Linked DNA regions of Mus musculus: region 2 is linked to region 1. The links are chromatin loops, found by intact Hi-C in ENCODE. Cell type or tissue: heart. All regions are shown on one strand.

The links. Hi-C counts contacts between places; a loop is a spot of excess contacts. Peaks named below come from ENCODE experiments on the same cell type or tissue, not always from the same donor. Only the 100,000 strongest peaks of a DNase experiment are listed, where the experiment ranks them.
Region 2: a loop joins it to region 1, with 4 times the contacts of the local background. A loop is called at or near these places in 11 of 42 quality-filtered maps.

What each region holds. Positions count from the first base shown.
Region 1 is chrX:169,317,724-169,322,723 of GRCm38, reverse strand. Hccs (holocytochrome c synthetase) reads left to right here and starts at 2,352. Exons shown (of 7, transcript NM_001331049.1): 1 at 2,352-2,748; 2 at 3,134-3,286. The coding sequence starts at 3,175. It overlaps Gm15246 (predicted gene 15246), which reads right to left and starts at 2,329. Exons shown (of 6, transcript NM_001361166.1): 1 at 2,027-2,329. In heart, no CTCF peak of the experiment used is centred here; a DNase peak (open chromatin) is centred at 2,243; H3K4me3 peaks cover 2,355 bases; H3K27ac peaks cover 1,459 bases; H3K27me3 peaks cover 406 bases.
Region 2 is chrX:169,797,166-169,802,165 of GRCm38, reverse strand. It overlaps a transcript of Mid1 not described here. Among named protein-coding and RNA genes, the nearest start is that of Mid1, 80 kb to the left of the region's middle. In heart, CTCF peaks have their summits at 2,867 and 3,072 (motif pointing left); no DNase peak of the experiment used is centred here; H3K4me3 peaks cover 494 bases; H3K27ac peaks cover 509 bases.

The sequences.
Region 1 (5,000 bases):
TTTCGATTCTGGAATGCTAATTGCTTAGGAAACCCCCATCATCTAACAAAGCTGGGGGAACTTTTCAAAGCACCATGGTCATGGCTAACAGACACATAAAACCAAATATTTCTTTGTTACAAGACCTTTTCTGTACAAATCTGTAGTGAAACCTGAATGTATTTGAAATAGCTCCAAACAGAAATTTCTTCTTCAATCAAGTTTTCACTATCAGTCTCCCCCCCATCAATCTCTATCAAATAATGTTTAAAATCAAACATGATTTAGAGTATCTCTTTAGATGAAGTGTACTGTTAGTTGATCTTTAAATTATTTGAATACAGATTCCCAAAGAACAAAGCCTTCGTTCAGCACTTTTGTATTCCCAGCAGTATCTAAAATACCTGGTATGTTATATGTTCTCTGACCCGCTGTGGAACTAGTGATATTGTCTTTATACCCAAGGCATACCAATTCTCTGTTCTCTGGCCGTGATCCTGAGAGAGAGAGACCTCCTACTGCCTCCGATCTTGGAAAACCTTAGAATCTCAGGAACAAGAAAGGTATGATTCTTCTAATCAATTATATTAAAAAGTGAGAACTGTGGGAGATAACCGGAAATGGTTATGAGGATCTCTATGAGAGAAGGCAGAGTGTAAGAGAAGCAATAATTGTGGGATAGAATGGATAATTGTGACACAATAAAGAATTTTGAGGAAGGATATAGAATTTAGAAAGGGCCAAAGGGCCGGGGAAAAGAATTAAATATTTTAAAAGTGGAGACAACATGAACATGTTGAACGAGAGAAGAATTGTAGAACACATAGGAAAATTTAAAAAAAATGTATAACACAAATTTTAAAATGTTTTAACACAAATAGATAATATATATTATGCAATTACGTTGTTACCTGTGAAATCATAGACGCAGAAACATCAAAACAGAATTAACAGACTAGATTTATGTATTCCCAACCTATGGCTCACGATCTGTAAATCAGATATTTACATTATTATTCATAACAGTAACAAAATTATAGTTATGTAGTGGTAACAATAATTTTATACTTGCGAGGATCATCAGAACATGAAGATCTGTATTAAAGGGTTGGAGCTTTGAGAGGTTAGAACCACTGCCTTAGAAGAAGTTGTACCACTTGGACCGACAATGCTCCCCACAAGAACCAAAGACTAGCAAAAAACCAGACTATCACTGAAGAGGGGGCATAACACTTTAAGATCCAGAGTACCAGGAAGTCTGCTGTGGACCAACGCTCCTAGAAATGTCTTCATAAAGAAGACCTAAACAATGGTCACATTAATATGAAAGGGGGCCATTTTCATGGGGTCCCACAGAACTCAAAGCAGGAACCTGAAGCCACCAAGGAATCAAAAGCCATGGAGGCCATGGAGGTACACCACATACTGGCTTGCTTGGTCCCATGGCTCACTTTGCTTTCTTAATATAAGCTAGCCCATCGGTGGTACCGGATACAGATATGGAGAAAATGTCCCCATAGGCTTGCCCACTGGGCCGTCTGATGAAGACAGTGACTCCATTCAAGTTAACAAAAACCTAACCAATACAATAACCATCTCCTATCTGCTGGTTTACCCTACACAAGTAATATAAAAACGTACTTTGTGTAATATGAAATATACTACTTAGATGAAGGCTGTGAATTCCATGGAGTACACTCACAACGGTTGCCAGAGTCCTTGAAAGGACTAGGCGGTGGAAGTTTAAGTGCGTCTACTTAATTATAGCACTTTATTCCACAAATAAGCACAAATATCGCTTGTTCATTAAAAAATACAAGTTGAGCGGGCGGTGGTGGCGCACGCCTTTAATCCCAGCCTTCAGGAGGCAGAGGCAGAGGCAGGCGGATTTCTGAGTTCGAGGCCAGCCTGGTCTACACAGTGAGTTCCAGGACAGCCAGGGCTACACAGAGAAACCCTGTCTCGAAAAACCAAAAAAGAAAAAATACAAGTTGACCTTTCAAGAACCTAAGGAGATGACTTAGAAAAACACAGCGACGTGCCTTACCCCTCGGAAGCGACACCCCGCGGTTCCCTAACTTCTCACCCTGAGCGGCTTACCGGCCGGCCGGCGGAGTTAAAAAACACCGCCTGGCCCGTAGGGGCGGAGACGGAGAGAAGGCTCGGGCGCCTATAGGCCGCGGAGCGAGAAGGGGTGGACCGACCCGCCCTTAAACACACCGCCCCGCACGTAGGGGCGGAGACGGAGAGAAGGCTCGGGCGGCTCGAGGCCTCGGAGCGGAAGGGGGTGGGAGCGATCCGCCCGACCTGACGACCGTTCCTCTCCTCAGCGCGAGCTTGCCTCGTGCTCCCGGAAGTCCCGCCTTCGGAACAGGAAGTAACGGCGCCCGAGAACGCCGGCTGTGACCGGACGTTAGCGGTGACCCCGCGTGAGGAAAAACCGCGGGTGCAGCCGAGCGACTTCGGCTGGGCGGTTCGACGCGCTCGCGGCCGCGCCGCGCGGGACAAGTCGGAGCGGAGACTTGGGGGCAGGGCGGCGCCCGGGTTCGGCTGGAGCCGGCGGCTGCCGAGTGAGTTCGGCTGGGCAGGTTGACGCGCTCGGGGCCGCGCGGCGCGGGACAGTCGGCGAGGTGACTTGGGGACAGGACGGCGTCCGGGTCCGGCTGGAGCCGGTGCACTGTGCAGACCGCGGTGCCGGTGGGACGCGCATAGACGGGAAGGCAACACTGGTGGCTTCCTGCCCTTCGCCGCTCCTTGCCTCCCGTTTTGGTGACTTTTTTTTTTTTAACCTTCCTATTTTCCCTGAGGCGCCTGCCCTACTGGGAACACGGGTTCGAGGCTAGTTCAGTGTATTTTCCCTTGGACCCCACCATCAAGACTACACCCGTCTTCACGACGTGGTTGCATCTTACAAGTTTCCAGACTCTGGCACGGGTCCCCAAATGGTGGCATAGGCTTCAAGGTATTTTCCCAATGGAGGCACTGTTTTCAAAGTGTCCCCTCACCACCCCCCACCCCCACCCCCGAACCAGTGCCCTACCTCTTACTCTCCCAAGGGATGGTGAAAAAAAGCCAGGGCCAGCCAGGATCAGAATAACAAGGGGATATCAACTGTTTAGCCTCCACGTTTTAATCTGATTTCTTGCTTTGGCAGCTGGGTATTTTAGATTGGGAGTGACCCCTGTGATTCCAGCCATGGGTGCCTCAGCATCTTCTCCTGCTACTGCAGTAAACGCCTCGAATGCTTCAGATGGTCAGCCAGCTTCACCACCTTCAGGATGCCCGATGCATAAAGGGCAAAGGAAAGGTAACTTGCCTGTCTCGAAAATTAAAAGAAAGCTAGTGATTCTAGAGCGGTGGTTCTCAAACCTTCCTAATGCTGGACCCTTTGACCCAGTTCTGCACGTTGTGGTGACTCAACCACAACATTATTTTCCTTTCAACGTCATTACTGTAAGTTTGCTTCTGTTCTGACTCGTCATGGAAATATTGTTGGAGATAGTGCGTTGCCAGAGGGGTCAACCCACAGGCTGAGAGCCACAGTTCTAGAGTTGTAGCTTGGTAGTGAGGCTTGCAAAGCGGGACTAAGGCACTCTGGGGCTGGTCCAATTTGGCTGCTCACTAGATATTATCATAAACAATTTTTTTTATATCTCACAGTCTGTCATCTATGCAATTTTTCCTTAAATCAGCCTTGTCTTTCCAAAGTTTACCAGTGCCTACATCAGTGGCTTTCAGCTATGCATGTAAAGAGCCATCATTGAATACATATTTTGGTTCTCACAACTGAGAGGAAATGGTTCTGCTGACATAGACTGGGGTGGTATTAGATAGTGCTAAATAGACATCATACAGCCTCAGACATGGAGTCTTTGGTCCATAAATAGTAAGGGTGCCAGAGCTGAATAAACCTCGGTGTAGCTGTTTGAAATACACTACTCCCATATCTGTTAAGGTCTTCATCTAGGTCAAAATCAGCCTTCACCAAGTGAATTTATAGAGCATTATGTCAGTGCTAGGCTGGAAACAAAACAGTTCTTTAATGAGTGCATGTCTGCTGTAGACAGTTGAGACCGGGACAGTGTTGTATGCTTACTGAATGTGCATGTTGTTGGGTCCTCATGCTTCCAGTGTCACCATTCCTCTTTCTCTCCTCGAGCCAACTTTCTCCAAGAGGTCAGCACTTATCCTGTGACAAGCATTGCTGGGTTTTGTTTCTTCACTGAGAGAGAAGTAGATATAGTAGACAAAAATTCTTTGCCCAGGAGAGTTTACATTATCATGTCTATAAACCAGTGTGACTGTTTTATAGCCAAGGAAAGAAACTAAAGCTCAGAGTAATTTATGTACTTCAAGTCATGTAGCTAGTAAGTGGCAAAGTTGGTGAAAATTCTGTGACCTTGGACAAGGACAGATCCCATGGTCTCCTAGTATTTCTCCTAGAAGTTGAGACAAATCAGACAAAGCACGTGTGTCTTTGCTCTGAGCTTCTTTCCTCAAGTAGTTCTCTGCATGATTTATATTTTATCTATTTTAAAGACTTGTCATCCTGGTTTATTTGCATTAGTAAGAATGTGAGTGTTTGTAGGAGACTAAAGGGCTTCCTGGTTATATGATGTGGAAACTGTAACGCTGTTTTCTTTCTAATAGCCATCTGGGATGGATGCTCTAGGAAGATTGGTGCTTTTAATGATGCAGAGGGAGATAGAGCAGCTGTGTTCTCGCTCCTAAAGTGAACAGCTGCGTGCAGTTTTGGGAATAAGGCCTGGTAGAAGAGGCCAAAGGAGTAAATAGAAATTTGTCTTTCTATATAATAGTATTCATGATATTCATAATTTCCTCTTGGTCCCTGGAAAAAGGAAGGATTTCATAACAGAAGTGGCTTTTTATTCTGGGACACAGATCTTTAAGTACCTTCCCATTCACCTGCTGCTTAGACCGGCTTCTTGGTCTCCACACCTGCCTGGATTAGTACCCTAGGAGCTTGGGCATTAACTTGGGATTGACTCAAGGAGACTATC
Region 2 (5,000 bases), 480 kb before region 1:
AAGAAAAGCAACAAATGAATAGATAAGGAACATCTATATATAGATGAGTCAAAGGAGTAAAATGTGATATGCACAGTCTGAAGATTTGCACAAATTAAATGTTGAAAGGGAATCTCAAAGGAGTTACAGTGGCATGTTCATATGATTGTACCCTGCTTTAATGAATTTGAAAATAATATAACATAAGTATTTTCAAATAGGGATGGCTTTTCTCCTTGCAAGTGATGTTTGACAATGTCTAGAACAATTTTCGCTACCATAGCCTGAGTATGCATGTTGTGAAGTTGGCATCACATCTGGCACATACAGGCTAGGGATGCTGCTGTACAATATGCAGGACAACTTTATACACTAAAGAATAATTAGATATAAGTGTCAATAATGTCAATGTGGAGACACTCTGAGCTGATGAACTTCTAATTCAATATTTTTTAATTCAAAATTTGAGTAATTATTTTAAACATTATTATCAGGCATGACCACATGAGATCTTAACAAGATTGAAGTCTCCCTTAGCTTAATGATAGATAGATGTCTTCATTTTCAGAGCAAGGAATTTCTATAAGAGGTGCAATACCTTGGGAGTATTTCAATTTTCAACAAGGTCTCAAAGGAAGCAGAGGCTGCTGTATTGTCAGAATGTACCTCAGTGGTTCTCTGATTATCTTTTCCCTATCAAATTCATTGCCACCTTCATCGTCACCTGAGAACTCACTGAAAGTGGAAGTGGTGGGGTCCAGTTCTAGACCTGAGAAATCAGAAAGGATCTGATTATGTCCCCAGGTGGTGCTGACATCATAGATAAGTTCAAAACCATTGCTTTAGCTAAAGAGTTATGGGAAGGAATGCAAAGGGACAGATAGCAAGGGTTTCTTAAAGAAGTCCTAAGTTTGAATCACTCAAGAATATGAAGATAAGGTCACTGAGGTATCTTATTGACCAAAGGCACTTTCTGTCAAACCTGAGGACCTGAGCTCAATTCCTGAGAGCTACATGATAGAAGAGAACTGACTTTCACAAGTTGTACTCCCACTTCCCCATGCAGTATTGTAACCCTCTCCCATCAACAAAATAAATAGATGTAGTATAAAGGAATTAAAGAACAGCAAGCTTCCCTAAGCTTGACAGATTAAATGTTTGTGCTAGGAATTTTTGCTTTTTATCTTGATTCTGGTATTGGCAATGATGTCATAAATCTATAAAGTTCAAGACCAGTAGTTAAAACCATGCAAAGATTTCTAGATCTAAATGTTTCCATTTGTCAGATTTCAGACCCGGGGTGATTGAATGCCTGCTTTTAAAATATTTTCAGCACAGCCAGTCTTTTGGTTATAAAGAGAACAGTAGCTCAGTTTAGTTACCTGCGAACTCACCTCAGTGTCAAGCTTTGAAAATGCATCCTTGTGCAAGGTCATCCTTTGTGCACCTTGGAAACATGATGGAAAGAGTGTAGAAAAGCACACATTTGTGCAAATCTGGCTAGGCATTTAGAGCACTTGGAATTTTACACCCTGGTAAATGTCCCTTTAACAAGCTCCAAAGCAAGATGCTTCTCCATTACTTTTTGAAACATCTATTCTTAAAGAAAATTTAAAACACAGTGGAAGAGTAAGAGGAAGCCTTCTTTTGTGCTCCTTAATAGGATCCTAAATAACCCTGGAAGCAACGTATCTTCCTGGAGGCACAGTTGAAAGCTGAGCACAGATTGAAGCTAGACAAGAGAGGGCATTAACGCCTCTGTTTCAGACAGAGCCCCGTGTTACATTTGTCTGCTGAGCCTGGAGATCAAGACATCTCCTAGCACCTTAGCATCCACGTCAATAAGTTTATGAGAAGTAACATAGATTCAGCCTCTATTTGCACATGATGTATTTTTGTTAATCAAGTCTGGAACATCCTACCACACATTTTTTTTCAATTGAATTAGTAGTGTTGCTAATTTAATTGTATCTCATGCTTACAGACAGAACGAATAAAAGTAGGCTGCATGTAAAATACCAATAGCTTCCTTTGATAATACTCCAAACATAATGAAAAAAGAATGAAAAATGAAGCAATGTCTAGTCAGGCTTGAAAAATATTTTATATTCAAGGAGTCTGCCAAAATGTTAACATAAGGGAACAATATCATCAGACAAAAGGAGAAAAATAACTACTAAAGCAATTAGTGACAATATGTAGAATGCCTAGCTTGTTTTAAAAATTATACCACTAACATATGATAATTTCAAAAAGTGTTTACTGTTCTAATTTTATTTAAATCAAGACATGATACTCTGCTTTGTATACTGTAATCTTGCCACTTAAAAAATAATTTAATTAGCATGGATTATAAACCAATGTTTTCTCAAAAATCAAGTTGGGTAATAAAGGGTTCCTTGTGCTAAATAGGATATTTCCTATACAAGTTTTTTGCATGAGACTAATTTTTTTTTAAATAATTAGCACAGCTCTCTCTAGTGTGAATTAAAGATTAATTAATACAATGTCATATGCACAGCTGAGGAATAACATACAAATATAAATTAGTGAACTGATTTCCTCCACCAAACTGGTTTTGAAAGCAGCAAAAATTACACTTAATGTTTGAAAGATGTCCCATCATCCCAAACACTAGGTTCATGAGCTCCCAGCCTTCAATGGGAAAATTAACATTTACCTTATTTTACTAGTTTATGTGTACATAAATTTCATCAGAAAAAAACTTTCTGGGATGAATGGGAAACATTTCATAGAAAGGGACAAGAACAAAGAGAAGCAAGGCAGCCAGACAGCCAGCACCAAGCCTATCTTGGAATTCAATTTTGTAGACAGAATCTAATCCCCCAGCACCTCTAACGACACAAAGACCTCCCTCTTAGAACCACAGAAGCTGCTCCTCTGCAGAAATGTATTTTTTCCTATTCTTTTTTACTTTTTGAGGATTATGTGTTCGGGTCGAGGACGTAAACAAAGTGAGTGGGGGGGGGGGGGGGCGGGCGGGGGAGAGTTTTGTTGAATTCGTGGCGACATCGAGAATCAATGAAGGTATAATGGTGCCCTCTGCTGGGAAGTATAAGTAATGCCGTCTGGTAAATTTTCATCTGGAACTGGAGTAATTACTCTGGTTGGGGTGGGATGGGGTATTCCCAAGGATGTTTCTGGAACAAAACGTCCCTACAAGTACTCTACAAAAAAGTAGTTGCAAAAACCCCAAACCACATGAAATTAGCTTGATTTTGAGTTGACACTGGAATCTGAAACCAGCTGTATTTCATCCTAGAACATTAGTGCTATAAACCCTTCATCAAACCTGGAGACAATTATTTTCTCACTATCTGGACAAGACCACATTTCCAGTGCCTGAATTTTTCCAGGGAAAAATTTGCCTTTTGTACAGTACCATTCTCTCCAACTTGCATAAATAAGCCTTGCTGAAGAATGCCCCCAAGTGACACTCCTTTCTCATTAAAAAAAGAAATCACATAAGAAATTTGTCACAGAAAGCACACATCACACTGACATTCCTATTCTCCCTTGAAATGCTTGGTAGTAAGTTTTTAAAACGTGATTTGAGCCTATTCAGGATAATTGTGCTATTTCGTTGAAGGCACCATTTCGTCTTCCAATTGCCTCAGTGCTGGGTATACAACAGAATTCTTAACTACTTGTAAGGTAAAGTGGCTAAGTTCCAGTAAAATGAGGGCTGTGGACACACAATGCATGCTGATCAAACTTCAGTTAAAAAGCTGACTGTTGGTTGGGCAATCTTCAATGGTGTCCACTAACTTATAAGGGAACCACTTATTTAAATAAAAGAACTAAATAAAAAAGAACCAAAAGTTCTGAAGGCATTTAAAAAAGACAAAGAATTAAACCATATCTTCTGTGTTTTGTAACTTAGTTAAAATACCAAACCATGATTACAGAGGCCAAGACTAGGCCTCTGGTTGATTAGCTGAATGTCTAAGCAGTGTATTCATTTTTTATTCATGTGAGAGGTAAACTTCTAGATGTTACCCCTGCGGAAATTGCACAGGGCACCATGAAGGGCCTTGAACTCCATTTTATACTTTGTTATCACTATTTGGAATTACCATTTTTATAAAAAAAGACACTATATTTCAATTTTTTCTAGGTTCTATAAGTTATATAATGTCTTCTACATATACTGATTGTACATGTTGCTTATGAGTGCCGAATAAAATGGTGTTCATACAGTAATGTATGTAGTTTGGTACCTATACCTGAGAACTTGGAAAATGTATGTCCAAGCAACAATATAGTAAAGAGACCTACATGTGCTGTAGTTCAGAAAATAATGGCACGATCTTTTCCTTCTGGAAAATTCCTTACATGGATCATATATGGAGTGTCACTTGAGCTGAGATTTTCAGAAATATTCTTTTATGCTTATTGCTCTATAGAACAATGGAAAGGCAAGTAAAATACATAGCTGGGTTTCTCGTTTTGCCATCTGGTTCACCTTGTGCTTTCACTGTTCTCATCAGTCCTGTTAGGTGACGTTGACTATGCCATCACGATTTCAGTGCTTCCTTAATTCACAAACATGGCTCTTCATACACAACAGCTTAAGTATTGAATTGTACACTGTATTTCTACTATGTTACGGATCCTAAAGAAAAAAAATGCTAGCACTTTAAAAATCAGAAGCAATCATGAATTCATGTGCCTGCTGCGAGCTGCATCTAAGCTGTCATGTGAAATCATGACAAGGCTTCATTGGATCACCTCATTTTCTAAGGAGGTCATTCCATTATGTTACAGCCTCACCGTGCTTAAACAATGGCTGTGAACTCCAAATCCATAGTGTTACATAAACAAGTCAGGGAACATTTCCCGGAAATGTGAGTCATTCACTTCTGAATACAGAAATAAAAAATAACCACATTTTTTTCTCTCTCACTTAAGGATAACTTCACTGAGACACTGGAGGTGGCAAAGTTCCATCAATAAATCCAGCTGTGTCTGTATTTGAGCCCCAAAAATCTCAAACATGG